Linked DNA regions of Homo sapiens: region 1 is linked to region 2. Evidence: chromatin loops called from intact Hi-C (ENCODE). Cell type or tissue: CD14-positive monocyte. All regions are shown on one strand. Links, peaks and the distances in the headings refer to the core of each region. The heading gives the core; the rest is flanking DNA. Region 1 has its middle 14 kb from the start of LDLR. Region 2 overlaps LDLR (low density lipoprotein receptor).

Evidence for each region. Peaks named below come from ENCODE experiments on the same cell type or tissue, not always from the same donor. Only the 100,000 strongest peaks of a DNase experiment are listed, where the experiment ranks them.
Region 1: it touches region 2 in a loop (2.0-fold over the local background); 4 of 110 quality-filtered maps call a loop at or near these places.

Annotation. Positions count from the first base shown.
Region 1 is chr19:11,071,237-11,079,187 of GRCh38, reverse strand. No RefSeq gene overlaps it. Among named protein-coding and RNA genes, the nearest start is that of LDLR, 14 kb to the left of the region's middle. In CD14-positive monocyte, for the core only: no CTCF peak of the experiment used is centred there; a DNase peak (open chromatin) is centred at 4,467; H3K4me3 peaks cover 1,219 bases; H3K27ac peaks cover 972 bases.
Region 2 is chr19:11,129,515-11,137,444 of GRCh38, reverse strand. It overlaps LDLR (low density lipoprotein receptor), which reads right to left. Exons shown (of 18, transcript NM_000527.5): 17 at 7,775-7,930; 18 at 3,625-6,164. The coding sequence ends at 6,129. Among named protein-coding and RNA genes, the nearest start is that of MIR6886, 20 kb to the right of the region's middle. In CD14-positive monocyte, for the core only: CTCF peaks have their summits at 6,101 and 6,300 (motif pointing right); a DNase peak (open chromatin) is centred at 6,324.

The DNA.
Region 1 (7,951 bases), core at 2,645-6,644, 57 kb after region 2:
CCCAGCCAGATTCTGCTTTTATTTTAGCTGACATGGCTGATGGTTCCAAAGGCCAAGGTCAGGTGTTTGTTGACCACAATCTAATCTTGGTCTACAAAGACCTGGGCTGCAAGGTCTTCCATTTCCCAGTGGTGGGCAGATCCGTTGCAGTTGCTGGGGAACAGACTCGCCGTTATCTGGCATGTGCGTAACTGTGGAAAAACCAAGATAGAAGGAAGGACATTGGCAGCAGCCAAGATGGGCCAGAGTCCTGTAATCCCAGCACTTTGGGAGGCTGAGGCGGAAGGATCACGGGGTCAGGAGTTTGAGGCTAGCCTGACCAATGTGGTGAAACCCCGTCTCTACTAAAAATACAAAAATCAGCCGGGCGTGGTCACAGGCACCTGTAATCCCAGATACTCAGGAGGCTGAGGCAGGAGAATCGCTTGAACCCGGAAGGTGGAGGTTGCAGTGAGCCGAGATCGCACCATCGCACTCTAGCCTGGGTGACAGAGACTGTCTAAAAAAAAAAAAAGAGGCCGGGCGCGGTGGCTCACTCCTGTCATCCCAGCACTTTGGGAGGCCCGAGGCAGGCGGATCATAAGGTCAGGAAATCTAGACCATCCTGGCTAACAGGGTGAAACCCCATCTCTACTAAAAAATACAAGAAATTAGCCGGGTGTGGTGGCGGGCGCCTGTAGTCCCAGCTGCTCGGGAGGCTGAGGCGGGGGAATGGCGTGAACTCAGGAGGCAGAGCTTGCAGTGAGCCGAGATCGCACCACTGCGCTCCAGTCTGGGCGACAGAGCGAGACTCTGTCTCAAAAAAAAATAAAAAATAAAAATAAAAGAGGGGCCAGAGTCCAGGACTCCAACCTGGCTGAGACTGAACTTCAACTACCCAAGTAGCAAGTGGCTACAACGTTTAAAATTGCACAGCCCCAGGTTCTGATCTGGAGATGGGGGTGGGGGCGTGGGGGCGGTGGTGGGGGCAGTGGGTGGGGGAAGGGTGTCTTATATGTTGCACTTCATTGCACAGATGTCGTATTGGCCGGGCACAGTGGCTCATTCCTGTAATCCCAGCACTTCGGGAGACCGAGACAGGAAGATCACTTGAAGCCAGGAGTTCAATACCAGCGTGGCCAACGTGGTGAAACCCCGTCTCTACTAAAAATACAAAATTTAGCCAGGTGTGGTGATGGTTACCTGTAATCCCAGCTACTCAGGAGGCTGAGGCAGGAGAATTGCTTGATCCTGGGAGGCAGAGGTTGCAGTGAGCCAAGATTGCGCCACTGCACTCCAGCCTAGGTGACAGAGTAAGACTCCGTGTCAAAAAAAAAAAAGAATGTCGTATGTATGGATTACCTGTGTGATTAAGAGGAGAAAGGTGGGCCGCGCCTGTAATCCCAGCACTTTGGAAGGCCAAAGTGGATCGTCTGAGGTCAGGAGTTCGAGACCAGCCTGGCCAACATGGTGAAACCCCGCCTCTACTAAAAATACAAAAAAATTAGCCGAGATCACGCCATTGCATTCCAGCCTGAGCAACAAGAGCGAAATTTTGTCTCATAAATAAAGAGGAGAAAAGTGAAATAAGCCAGTCACTGAAGTGGAGACACTGTAGGATTCAACTTATAGGCGGTCCCCAGAGTAACAGATTCACAGAAAGCAGATTCACAGAGTAGAACCTGGAGTAGAATTCTGGTTTGACCGTGATTAGGGAACGAGGCTGTGGGCTGGTTCTTACACTCGAGCATGTGTTGAGACTTGCCTGGTTTGAAATTCCCCTAGCACCAGAATAAAATGGGGGGTGCCAGGGGCTGGGGAGGTGGAATGGGGAGTGAGTGTTTCACGGGGACATAGTTACATTTGGGAAGATGAGAAAGGTGCAGATGGCTGGGAGCAGTGGCTCACGGCTGTAATCTCAGCAGTTTGGAGCAGACCACTTGAGGCCAGGAGTTCAAGATCAGCCTGGCCAATATGGTGAAACACCATCTCTACTAAAAATGCAAAATAATTAGCAGGGCGTGGTGATGTGTGTCTGTAATCCCAGCTACTGGGGAGACTGAGGCAGGAGAATAGCTTGAACCTGGAAGGCAGAGGTTGCAGCGAGCCAAGACCGCACCACTGCACTCTATACTGGGCGAGAGAGTAAGACCCTGTCTCAAAACAAACAAAAAAAAAGAGAAAGCTGGAGATGGACGGGGGCTGATGGTTGCACAACAATGTGAATGTGCTTAATGCTGCTGAACTGTGCACTTAAAAATGGTTAAGAGGGCTGGGCGCGGTGGCTCATGCCTGTAATTCCAGCACTTTGGGAGGCTGAGGCAGGTGGATCACTTGAGGTCAGGAGTTCGAGACCAGACTGACCAACATGGTGAAACCCCATCTCTACTAAAAATACAAAAATTGGCTGCGCATGGTGGCTCACGCCTCTAATCCCAGCACTTTGAGAGGCCAAGGTGGGTAGATCACTAAGTCAGGAGTTTGAGACGAGCCTGGCCAACGTGGTGAAACTCTGTCTCTACTAAAAATAAAAAAATTAGCCGGGCTTGGTGGCGGGCGCGTGTAATCCCAGCTACTCGGGAGGCTGAGGCAGGAGGATCGCTTGAACCCGGGAGGTGGAGGTTGCAGTGAGCCGAGATCACGCCACTGCACTGCAGCCTGGGTGACAGAGCAAGACTCCGTCTCAAAAAAAAAAAAAATTAACCAGGTGTGGTGGCACACGCCTGTAGTCCCAGCTACCTGGGAGGCCAAGGCAGGAGGATTGCTTGAACCCAGAAGGTTGAGGGTGTACTGAGCTGTGATCGTGCCACTGCCCTCCAGCCTGGGCAACAGAGCAAGACCCTGTCTAAAAAATAATAATACTAATACAAAAAGAAAACCAAAAAAAAAGAAAAAAAGGGAGGAAGGAGAGAGGAAGGAAAGAAAGGAGAAAAGAAAGGGGGCAGGAAGGGAGGAAAGAAGGACAGACAGATGGAAAGAGAAAGAAAAGAAAAGATTGTTTAAAACTCCTCCAAACCATCTGGCTAACCTTGGCTCCCAGCTTCTCTGCGTCAGCAATGACGAACTCTGGCCCTCCGGCTCAATGTCAAGGGCGCCACAGCCTCATGCATCTGTCTTGCCAGCCGACCTAACTCTGTTCCCCAGAACCCATAGGAATCCAGGGGGAAAAAGCCAGTGAGAAACCCCTGCAGGGGCCCCAAGACCTGTGTCTGTGTCTGCTCTTCTCCATCTGCATCTTAGTTCACAAGGCGACCCCATTGCCCTGCCTGGAATTGGGGCTCTGTCCTCGGTTGAATTGGTTAGAACTTGTGGTCTTAGGTCAAGGAGGAGACATCATCCCTGTCTCAGGGTGCGCTGGACAGGGCTAGGTGCCTGCCACACGAGCACTCTCCTTTTCTTTCCTTTTTAAATTAAAAAAACCTTTTTTTTTTTTTTTGAGACAGTTTTGCTGTGTCCCCCAGGCTAGAGTGCAGTGGCGTGATCTCAGCTCACTGCAAGCTCCGCCTCCCAGGTTCATGCCATTCTCCTGCCTCAGCCTCCCGAGTAGCTGGGACTACAGGTGCCCACCACCATGCTCGGCTAAATTTTTGTATTTTTAGTAGAGCCAGGGTTTCACCGTGTTAGCCAGGATGCTCTCAGTCACCTGACCTCGTGATCCACCCGCCTTGGCCTCCCAAAGTGCTGGGATTACAGGTGTGAGCCACTGCACCTGGCAAAAAAAATCTGTTTTTCATGTGTGTTTGTTTGGAGACAGGGTCTCACTCTCTCACCCAGGCTGGAGTGCAGTGGTGCAATCATGGCTTGCTGCAGCCTGGACCTCCCTGGGCTCAGGTGATCCTCCCAACTCAGCCTCCCCAGTAGCTGGGATTACAGACGTGTGCCACGACACCCGGCTAATTTTGTACTTTTAGTAGAGACGGGGTTTCACCATGGTGGTCAGGCTGGTCTCGAACTCCTGACCTCGTAATCACCCACCTCAGCCTCCCAAAGTGTTGGGATTGCAAGCGTGATCCCCCATGCCCGGCCCATCTTAACCACTTTTTTTTTTTTAGACGGAGTCTCACTCTGTCGCCCAGGCTGGAGTGCAGTGGCGTGATCTCGGCTCACTGCAAGTTCTGCCTCCCGTGTTCACGCCATTCTCCTGCCTCCGCCTCCCAAGTAGCTGGGACTACAGGTGCCCACCACCATGCCTGGCTAATTTTTTGTATTTTTTAGTAGAGATGGGGTTTCACCGTGTTAGCCAGGATGGTCTCGATCTCCTGATCTCATGATCCACCTGCCTCGGCCTCCCAAAGTGCTGGGATTACAGGCATGAGCCACCGCGCCCGGCCCATCCGAACCACTTGTAACTGCACAATTCAGAGGCATTAAGCGCATTCACACAGTTGTGCAACCACCACTACCGCCATCCATCTCCAGAACATTCTCAACTTCCCAAACTGAAACTCTGGCCACACCCCCTCCCAGCCCGTGGCACACACCATTCTACAATTCTAGGGACCTCTTATGAATGAGATCAGGCAGTATTTGTCCTTTCATGTCTGGCTTATTTCACTGAGCATAACATCTGTGTTGGAGCCTGTGTCAGAACTTCCTTCCTTCCTTCCTTCCTTCCTTCTTTTTTTTTTTAAGACAAGAGTCTCGCTCTGTCACCCAGGCTGGAGTGCAGTGACGCAATCTCGGCTCTCTGCAGCCTCTGCCTCCCGGGTTCCAGCGATTCTCCTGCCTCAGTCTCCCGTGTAGCCTGGCTTACAGGTGTGTGCCACCACACTCGGCTAATTTTTTTGTATTTTTAGTAGAGACGGGATTTCACCATGTTGGCCAGGCTGGTCTTGAACTCCTGACCTCAGGTGAACCGCCCCCTCCCCCCTGCCTCAGCCTCCCAAAGTGCTGGGATTACAGGCATAAACCACTATGCTCAGTGAGAATTTCCTTCCTTTTAAAGGCCAAATAATGTTCCATTGAATGGATACACCATCTTTTGTTTACCTGTTCTTCCATCCACGGACTCTTGGGTTGATTCAGCCTTTTGGCTGTGATGAATAATGCTGCTATGAACATGGACATGCAAATAATCTCTTTGAGCTCCCACTTTTTTTTTTTTTTCTGAGACGGAGTTTCTTTCTGTTGCCCAGGCTGGAGTTCAGTCGCGTGATTTCCACTCACTGCAACCTCCGCCTCCCGGGGTTCAAGCGATTCTCCTGCCTCAGCCTCAGTAGCTGGGACTACAGGTGTGTGCCACAACTCCCAGCTAATTTTTGTATTTTTAGTAGAGACAGGATTTCACCATGTTGGCCAGGCTGCACTTGAACTACTCCTGGCCTCAAGTGATCTGCTTGCCTCGGCCTCCCCAAGTGCTGCAATTATAGGTGTGAGGTACTGCGCCTGGCCATCCTGCTTTCAATTATTTTGGTGATATACCCAAAAGGGGAACTGCTTGGGTCCTATGGTAATTCCACTTATTTTCTGGAGAGGGAACCACCACACAGTTTTTAGTTTTTTGTTTTTTGTTTTTGAAATGGAGTCCCACTCTGTCACCCAGGCTGGAGAGCAGTGGCGCAGTCTCGGCTCACTGCAAGCTCTGCTTTCCGAGTTCACGTCATTCTCCTGCCTCAGCCTCCTGCGCCCGCCACATGCCCGGCTAATTTTTTGTATTTTTAGTAGAGACGGGGTTTCGCCGTGTTAGGATGGTCTCAATCTCCTGACCTCGTGATCCGCCCGCCTCGGCCTCCCCAAGTGCTGGAATTACAGGCGTGAGCCACCACGCCCGGCCTATTTTTGTATTTTTAGTAGAGATGGGGTTTCGCCCGTTGGCCAGGCTGGTCTCAAACTCCTGACCTCAAGTGATCCGCCCTCTGCGGCCACCCAAAGTGTTGGGATTACAGGTGTGAGCCACCACTCACCACCCCCGGGCAATCCTACTGATTTAAATGGGTTGGTGTAACTGATTGCAATTCTGACATACAGGCTTCAAAGAAAAAGTGCCACCTGCCCTTACGGGGCCTTCTGAGAGAGTATTTTACCTTAACTTTGATTTTGTGGACAGCCGTTTAGAATCACAATGAGCAGAAACCCTACCTCTGTCTTTTACTGTGTGACCTTGGGCAAGTTATTTTTCTTTTCTTTTTTTTTTTTTGAGATGGAGTCTCGCTCTGTTGCCAGGTTGGAGTGCAGTGGCTCTCGATCTCGGCTCACCACAACTTCCACCTCCCAGGTTCAAGGGATTCTCCTGCCTCATCCTCCTGAATAGCTGGGACTACAGGTGCTCACCACCATACCCTGGTAATTTTTGTATTTTTAGTAGAGACGGGGTTTCACTGTTGGCCAGGCTATTCTCGAACTCCTGACCTCATGATCTGCCTGCCTTGGCCTCTCAATGTGCTGGGATTCCAGATGTGAGCCACCGCGCCTGGCTTTCCTTTTTCTTTTTTAAAGGTTAAAGTAGGTTTCTTCTGGTCTGTTCAATAAAAGAACATAGTTTATGATCCATTTCAGTGATGCTGGTGTTTTTTTGTTTGTTTGTTGTTTTGTTTTGTTTTTGAGATGGATTTAGCTCTTGTTGCCCCGGCTGGATGGCGCAATCTCATCTCACTGCAACCTCCACCTCCCAGGTTCAAGCGATTCTCCTGCCTCAGCCTCCCAAGTAGCTGAGACTACAGGTGCCCGCCACCACACCTGGCTAATTTTTGTATTTTTACTAGAGACAGGGTTTCACCATGTTGGCCAGGATGGTCCCGAACTCCTGACCTCAGGTGATCCACCTGCCTTGGCCTCCCAAAGTGTTGGGATTACAGGCGTGAGCCACTGAGCCTGGCCAAAATTTCAGTCTTTTTAATGGCAGTGTAGTACTACATTGTGTATATACACCACATTTTCTTTATTCATTCAAACATTGATGGGCACTTAGGTTGATTCCATATTTTGGCTATTGTGAACAGTATGCTAATAAATAGGAGAACGTCTTTTTTTTTTTTTTTTTTTTCCTGAAACAGAGTCTTGTTCTGTCGCCCAGGCTGGAGTGCAGTGGCGCAATCTTGGCTCACTGCAACCTCTGCCTCTTGGGTTCAAGCAATTCTTCTGCCTCAGCCTCCCGAGTAGCTGGGATTACAGGCATGCACCACCATGTCCAGCTATCATTTACTTATTAAGAGGATTTATAACCAGTTTTTTTCTTTTTCTTTTGAGACAGAGTCTAATTCTGTCACCCAGGCTGGAGTGTAGTGATGTGATCACAGCTCACTGCAGACTTCACCTCCCGGATTCAAGCAATCCTCCTACCTCAGCCTCACGAGTAGCTGAGATCACAGGTGTGTGCCACCATGACCACCTAAGTTGTGAATTTCTTTTGTAAAGGTAAGGTCTCATTTTATTGCTCAGGCTGGTCTCAAACTCCTGGGCTCAGGTAATCCTTCTTGCTCAGCCTCCCAATGTGCTGGGATTACAGGTTTGAGCCACCACACCCGGCTTTTTTTCCCCCCTTTCTTCTTCTTCTTCTTTTTTTTTTTTTTTCTGAGATGGAGTCTTGCTCTGTCCCCAGGCTGGAGTGCAGAGGCGCAATCTTGGCTCACTGCAACCTCTGCCTCCCAGGTTCAAGCAATTCTCCTGCCTCAGCCTCCCAAGTAGGTGGGATTACAGGAGCCTGCCACCATGCCCGGCTAATTTTTGTATTTTTAGTAGAGACGGAGTTTCACCATGTTGGCCAGGATGGTCTTGATCTCTTGACCTCGTGATCCGCCCGCCCCGGCCTCCCAAAGTGCTGGGATTACAGGCTTGAACCACTGCGCCCTTCTTTTAAAAATAAAGACAGGAGGCTGGGCGCAGTGGCTCACGCCTGTAATCACAGAACTTTGGGAGGCTGAGACGGGCGGATCATGAGATCAGGAGATCGAGACCATCCTGGCTAACACGGTGAAACCCCGTCTCTACAAAAATCACAAAAAAATTAGCCAGGCGTGGTGGTGGGCGCCTGTAA
Region 2 (7,930 bases), core at 3,931-7,930:
TCAGGCTGGTCTCAAACCCCCAACCTCAGGTGATCCGCCCACCTTGGCCTCCCAAAGTGCTGGACTCAAGAGATCTTCCCACCTCAGCCTCCAAGTATCTGGGACTACAGGTGTGCGCCATCGCATCCGGCTGGTAATTTTAAAACTTTTTCTGTTGTTGTTGTCTGTTTTTTTGACGCAGTGTCTCGCTCTGTCAGGCTGGAGTGCAGTGGTGCGATCTTGGCTCAGTGCAACCTCGGCCTCCCGAGTTCAAGCGATTCTCCTGCCTCAGCCTCCCAAGTAGCTGGGATTACAGGCATGCGCCACCACACCCAACTAATTTTTGTATTTTTAGTAGAGGCGGGGTTTTGCCATTTTGGCTAGGCTGGTTTTGAACTCCTGACCTCAGGTGATCCGCCTGCCTCGGCCTCCCAGAGTGCTGGGATTATAGGCATGAGCCACTGAGCCCAGAAATTTAAAAACGTTTTTTAGAGATGGGGTCTTGCTATGTTGCCCAGACTGCTCTTGAACTCCTGGGCTCAAGCAATCCTCCTGCCTCAGCTTCCCAAGGTACTGGGATTACAGGCATGAGCCACGTTTGTGGACCTAACCACCCCAGTGTCGTGTCACCCCTGGGCCAACCCTGTCCCTCCTTCGATCCACCCAGTAAGGCACCATTGCCTGGGCTTCATCAGCCTGTCCCTGTTGGGCTCAGCCCGTGGGAGGCACTGGTGGGAGATAGAGCCTGGAGCGGGGGACAGGCTGGGCTCTTCCCCGCCTCGCTCTGCTGGGGACCATGTCTGCAGCACTTCTTTCCCTCCTATGAGTTTCTGGCTCTCACCAGCTCCCAGGCTCCAGAAACCACATCTTCCTCTCCTGGTTTTGTGGTGGTGGCGCTTTCTGCTGTTGCTTATTTCTGGGTTACCTCACCGTCCCCCTGTTTAATCTTGAACATTTTTTATGGTGCAGTCACCTGCCAGCATACCCGGCTAATTTTTTTGTATTTTTAGTAGACAGGGTTTCACTATGTTGGGCAGGCTGGTCTCGAACTCCTGACCTCATGATCCGCCTGCCTCAGCCTCCCAAAGTGTTGGGATTACAGGCTTGAGCCACCGCACCCTGCTTTTTTTTTTTTTTATTGAGATGGTGTCTCGCTCTGTTGCCCAGCCTGGAGTGCAATGGTGCCGTCATAGCTCACTGCAGCCTCAAAATCTTACCCTTTTTAGTAGAGACATGGTTTCACCATGTTGGCCAGGCTAGTCTCAAACTCCTGACCTCAAGTGATCTGCCTTCCTTGGCCTCCATTTTTAGAATAGATACAAAAAATTGCTACATTTTAGAAGAATATTCTAGAAGAATATTAAACAGAGTATGGGGACAGAAAAGCAACTGGCAGGAAGGAAGTTTTCTTCAGGGGGAGTTTCTCTAATGAAGTAACATTTGGCTTGGTGCGGTGGCTCACACCTGTAATCCTAGCATTTTGGGAGGCCGAGGCGGTAGACGACTTGAGGTCAAGAGTTCAAGAATAGCCTGGCCAACATGGCAAAACCCCATCTCTACTGAAAATATAAAAATTAGCCGGGTACGCGCCTGTGATCCCAGCAACACAGGAGGCTGAGGCAGGAGAATCGCTTGAACCCGGGAGGTGGAGGTTGCAGTGAGCCAAGATTGTGCCACTGCACTCCAGCCTGGGCAATAAAGCAAGACCTTGTCTCAAAAAAATAAATAAAATAAAATGATGTCAGGTCCTTAAGGACAGACAGGGAGATTTTCATTTCTTTTTTGTTTTTTTTTTGAGACAGAGTCTCGCTCTGTCGCCCAGGCTGGAGTGCAGTGGCGCGATCTCAGCTCACTGCAAGCTCTGCCTCCTGGGTTCATGCCATTCTCCTGCCTCAGCCTCCCAAGTAGCTGGGACTACAGGCGCCCGCCACCATGCCTGGCTAATTTTTTGTATCTTTAGTAGAGACTGGGTTTCGCCACGTTGGCCAGGATGGTCTCGATCTCCTGAGCTCGTGATCCGCCTGCCTTGGCCTCCCAAAGTGCTGGGATTACAGGCATGAGCCACCGTATCAAGACTTCATTTCTTTTTTTTTTTTTTGTAGATGGAGTCTTGCTCTGTTGCCCAGGCTAGAGTGCAGTGGTGCGATCTCGGCTCACTGCAAGCTCCAACTCCCAGGTTCACGCTATTCTCCTGCCTCAGCCTCCCAAGCAGCTGGGACTACAGGCGCCCACCACCACGCCTGGCTAATTTTTTGTATTTTTAGTAGAGATGGGGTTTCACTGTGTTAGCTAGGATGGTCTCGATCTCCTGACCTCATGATCTGCCCGCCTCGGCCTCCCAAACTGCTAGGATTACAGGTGTGAGCCACCACACCCGGCTTTCATTTCTTATATCCCCTGTAGTGTCCCACAAGCCTACGGCAGAGCATGGTTCGCACTTAGCACTCAACAGATATTTGTCGAGTGTATGAATGGATGAGCAGGGGACTTGACAAAATCTCCAACTCAGAGAAGCGACAGCAGAGAACACAATCACCAGCTCAGCCATCACAGCACCTGCCAGGCACTGTGGCAGCCCACGGAGATTGCATCTTGCCCGGAGTTCTGGGAGTCTTCCCCTTCTGGGTCCTTCTCCTGGGGAGTCCAATCCACAAACAGATGACAGAAGGAAGTGAGGCCAGGCGCGGTGGCTCACACCTGTAATCCCAGCACTTTGGGAGACTGAGGCAGGCAGATTACCTGAGGTCAGAAGTTCAAGACCAGCCTGACCAACATGGTGAAACCCCGTCTCTACCAAAAATACAAAAATTAGCCAGGCTAGGCCAGGTGTGGTGGCTCACACCTCTAATCCCAGCACTTTGGGAGGCCGAGACGGGTGGATCACAAGGTCAGGAGATCAAGACCATCCTGGCTAACACGGTGAAACCCTGTCTCTACTAAAAATACAAAAAATTAGCCGGGCGTGGTGGCGGGTGCCTGTAGTCCCAGTTACTCAGGAGGCTGAGGCAGGAGAATGGCATGAACCCGGGAGGCGGAGCTTGCAGTAGGCAGAGATCACGCCACTGCACTCCAGCCTGGGCGACAGAGCAAGACTCCATCTAAAAAAACAAAAAAATTAGCGTTGGCCACCCGCGGTGGCTCACGCCTGTAATCTCAGCACTTTGGGAGGCCGAAGCAGGTGGATCACAAGGTCAGGAGATCGAGACCATCCTGGCTAACATGGTGAAACCCCGTCTGTACTAAAAGAAGTACAAAAAAAAATTAGCCGGGCGTGGTGGCAGGCGCCTGTGGCCCCAGCTACTCAGGAGGCTGAGACAGGAGAATGGCATTAACCTGGGAGGCAGAGCTTGCAGTGAGCCGAGATCACACCACTGCACTCCAGCCTGGGTGACAGAGCGAGACTCTGTCTCAAAAAAAAAAAAAAAAAAAAAATTGGCCAGGCGTGGTGGCACTCACCTGTAATCCTAGCTACTAGGGAGGCTGAGGCAGGAGAATTGCTTGAACCTGGGAGGCGGAGCTTGCAGTAAGCCGAGATCATGCCACTGCACTCCAGCCAGGGGTGACAGAGCCAGGCTCCATCTCAGGAAAAAAAAAAAAACAAAAAGAAGCGCGCGAACAGAAGAACGTGCATCGAGTTTAGACAAATTGGTTCATTTAAGAAATTTAATTGATCACAGTAAGACATTCAGGCTACAAAAACCTTCTATACAGTGGTTTAAAAAGTGACACCCATCTCCCAGAAGCCACTCATACATACAACGGGGACATCATTCTCCCAAAAAGCGTTGCACACAGTCCAGTTCGTGCAAATAATCTTTGTACATAAAGAAGAGGCATTTCAGAGGCAATAACCCCCTACACAGGGCCCCGAGAATAGTCACTGAACAAATACAGCAACCAGGGTTTGCAAAAATAAATAGATTTTATATATATGTGTGTATATATATATATATAAGTGATAACAGTTTCAACCAATATACAAAGTGCAAACATAACAAAAAATCCCCACTATCTGTACAGGGACGCATTTACGTGCTCCGAAACCAGAAAGGCTTATCACGGTTCCCTGCACTGGGGGGGACACAGTGTTTTGTCCCTGGGGACAATTGCCAATCCCTTGTGACATCTTCACGCGGGAGTCTGACGGAGGCTGTCACTGTCTCTCCGGACATCAGTGCAACAGTAACACGGCGATTTCAGAAAGAACCTGAAGTCCCGTCAAACGATCCAGACTGGAGGATTTATTTATTTTTTTATAGTTGTATTTCTGAAATAGGGTCTTCATCTGTTGCCCAGGCTGGAGTGCAGTGGCTCGATCATGGCTCACTGCAACCTCCACCTCCTGGGCTCAGGCGATCCTCCTGCCTCAGCCTCCCAAGTAGCTGGGATCACAGGCACGTGCCACCGTACCCAGCTGATTTTTAACTTTTTGGTTTTTGTAGAGATGGGATCTCGCTTTGTTGCTCAGGCCTGGTCTCCAACTCCTGAACTCAAGTGATCCAGCTCAGCCTCCCAAAGTGCTGGGATTACAGGCGTGAGGCACCTGTGTCTGGCCAAATTCATTTTTTAAGAGATGGGGTCTTACTATGTTGCCCAGGCTGGAAAGCAGTGGCATAATCATAGCTCACGACAGCCTCAAATGCCTGAGCTCAAACCATCCTCCCACCTCAGCCTCGCCATGCCTGGCCAGAGGCCATGGGCTGCTGATGCACCATGCATGGTTTTTTTTTGTTTTTTTTTTTTGAGACGGAGTCTCGCTCTGTCGCCCAGGCCAGACTGCGGACTGCAGTGGCGCAATCTCGGCTCACTGCAAGCTCCGCTTCCCGGGTTCACACCATTCTCCTGCCTCAGCCTCCCGAGTAGCTGGGACTACAGGTGCCCGCCACCACGCCCGGCTAATTTTTTGTATTTTTAGTAGAGACGGGGTTTCACGTGTTAGCCAGGATGGTCTCGATCTCCTGACCTCATGATCCACCCGCCTCGGCCTCCCAAAGTGCTGGGATTACAGGCGTGAGCCACTGCGCCCGGCCTCACCGTGCATGTTTTAAACACATACCCATCAACGACAAGATTGGGGAAGTGAATGGCTTGGAGGCATTTGCATAGAAGTGGAAGCACTAGGTGGGCGGACATAAAGACGACAATGGCAGTTCTCGATATTCACGATCACGGCTTTGAAGTCCCGGTCAACCTGCCCCTCTCTGTCCCCGGCATTCATTGACACGGGCTTTCCCTGGCCTGGGATCCCATCCCAACACACACGACAGAAAACAGTGCAAAATAATAACACAAATGCCAAATGTACACAGTGTACAACTCTGAACTGAGAAAGTGCAAGGAGACCACGGGAATGGAAGTGGGTAGGGGTCGGGAGGATGGGCACCAGGCTGGTGTCCTGACAGCCACACCTGGGTGCAGGCCACGTGTCCTCACGGCCAAGGTAACCGGGTGTCTCAGGCACTTAATAAATATTAAGGGTGACCAGTGACTCAGGCTCTGCCTCTGGGAAGTGGCATCATTTGGTGAATGAGTTTGGTCTCGGTGCCACCACGGATTCAGCCAGATCATTTCCGACGCCATGAATCCCTTTCCTGGCTTAAGGAAGGTACAAACCCACCTCGAAAGACACTGGGTGGGTCATGATTCGGGGGTGACAGGGCAAAGGCTAACCTGGCTGTCTAGCAAGGCTTGCATAGAAGAGGTAAACACGTTGACTCCTGAGTTTAGGGGTTTGGCTTAGAGATTGGTGGATGAGGCAGGGCCAGGGGGTCCCGTTGGTGCCATCTGCTGTTGTGTGTTGAAAGCCACTTGCTTCTCTGGGCCTGACATCCCCTCCCCTTTCATCTTCCATGTTTGAGGATTGTGTCACGGTGGAGAGAAACTCAAAACTTCCTGGAGAGAAATGGAGGTGTCATCCTGGTCCCCCCGGGCCTGTTTCTCTTATCCTTCACGAGGAAAGGAAGAAACCAAAATCCCAACCCAAGCCATTGCATGGGCACTGTCCGAAGCCTGTTCTGCCTCCCAGATGAATAAATATATAAAACAAAGCTCTGGCAGGCAATGCTTTGGTCTTCTCTGTCTTTGAATAAAACAAGGCCGGCGAGGTCTCAGGAAGGGTTCTGGGCAGGGACGGGACTCCAGGCAGATGTTCACGCCACGTCATCCTCCAGACTGACCATCTGTCTCTGCCAACAAATGGTAAACAGCGGAAACTATCAGTCCAGCATTCAGGAAACACGGCTGGAGGCCACCTACTTCTCACCTCCTGGGCCTGGCAGCCTCCCCCAGCCTGATCCCCAAGCATGTTCCCCCAGGAGCCGCCAGAGGGAGACGGTGAGTACCGGATTCAGTCACTTCCCACCGCTCTCAGGGCAAAAGCCAAAGTCCTCCCCAGTGGCCCACAAGGCTCTGCACAACCTGCCTGGTAGCCTCCTGCCTTTTTACCCCTCTCTCTGTTTGCTCCAGCTACAACGGCCTCAAACCCAACAGGCACGGTCCAGCCTCAGGGCCTTCGCACAGGCTGTTCTCCTGGTTCAGAGAAGGCTACCTACCCTAAACCCCTTGTGTAAAGATCAAGGCGGGCGCAGTGGCTCACGCCTGCAATCCCAGCACGTGGGGAGGCCAAGGCGGGTGGATCACTTGAGGTCAGGAGTTCGAGACCAGTCTGGGCAACATGGCGAAACCTCGTCTCTACTAAAAATACAAAAATTACCCGGGCATAGTGTTGTAATCCCAGCTACTCAGGAGGCTGAGGCTGAGGCATAAGAATTGCTTGAACCCAGGAGGCAGAAGTTGCAGTGAGCCAAGATCACAGCACTGCACTCCAACCTGGGTGACAGAGAGAGACTCTGTCTCAAAATAAAAAATAAAAGCAAAAAAATAAAACACCTCCTCTCCCTTCCTCCCTCCTGGCCCTCTGGAAACCCTTCTTTGAATTTTTTTTTTTTTTTAAGAGACAAGGGCTTGCTCTGTCACCCAGGCTGGAGCGCAGTGACGCAATCACAAGTCACTGCAGTCTCAATCTCCTACCTTAGCCTCAAGCAATCCTCCTGCCTTAGCCTCCCTAGTAGCTGGAACTAGGCGCTCATCACCACACTGGGCTAAATTTTTATTTTTTGCAGAGATGGGGTCTTGCTGTGCTGCCCAGGCTGGTCTTGAACTCTGAGCTCAGGTGATTCTCCTGCCTCAACCTCCCCAAGTTCTGGGATCACATGTGTGAACCACCATGCCGGGCCTCTGAACTCCTTTTTTTTTTTTTTTTGAGATGGAGTTTTGCTCTTGCCTCCCGGGCTGGAATGCAGTGGCGCGATCTCGGCTCACTGCAACCTCTGCCTCCTAGGTTCAAGCGATTTTTCTACCTCGGCCTCCCGAGTAGCTGGGATTACAGGCGCCCACTCCCACGCCTGGCTAATTTTTTGTATTTTTAATAGAGACGGGGTTTTGTCATGATGGCCAAGCTGGTCTCAAACTCCTGACTTCAGGTGATCCGCCAGCCTCGGCCTCCCAAAGTCCTGGGATTACAGGCATGAGCCACCGCGCCCGGCCTCTGAACTCCTTTTGACTTTCTTTGCCCTGTCACCATCTGATGGAGCTCTCTATTTGCTTATCCAACATTCCTCTACACCACCAAGGCCATTGTCCGCTGACATTCTGAATGAGCGCACAGAAGCATTCACCTAATGCTGTCCTCGATCTGGAGGGCTGGGGAAGCCTCGGCCTGGTCCCTTGAGGATCATATGCCTCCAGCTGGGAGGGGGCCGCCATGGGCTCTGGCTTTCTAGAGAGGGTCACTCACCGAGGGGTAGCTGTAGCCGTCCTGGTTGTGGCAAATGTGGACCTCATCCTCTGTGGTCTTCTGATAGACGGGGTTGTCAAAGTTGATGCTGTTGATGTTCTTAAGCCGCCAGTTCTTCCATAGAAGGAAGACCCCCAGGCAAAGGAAGACGAGGAG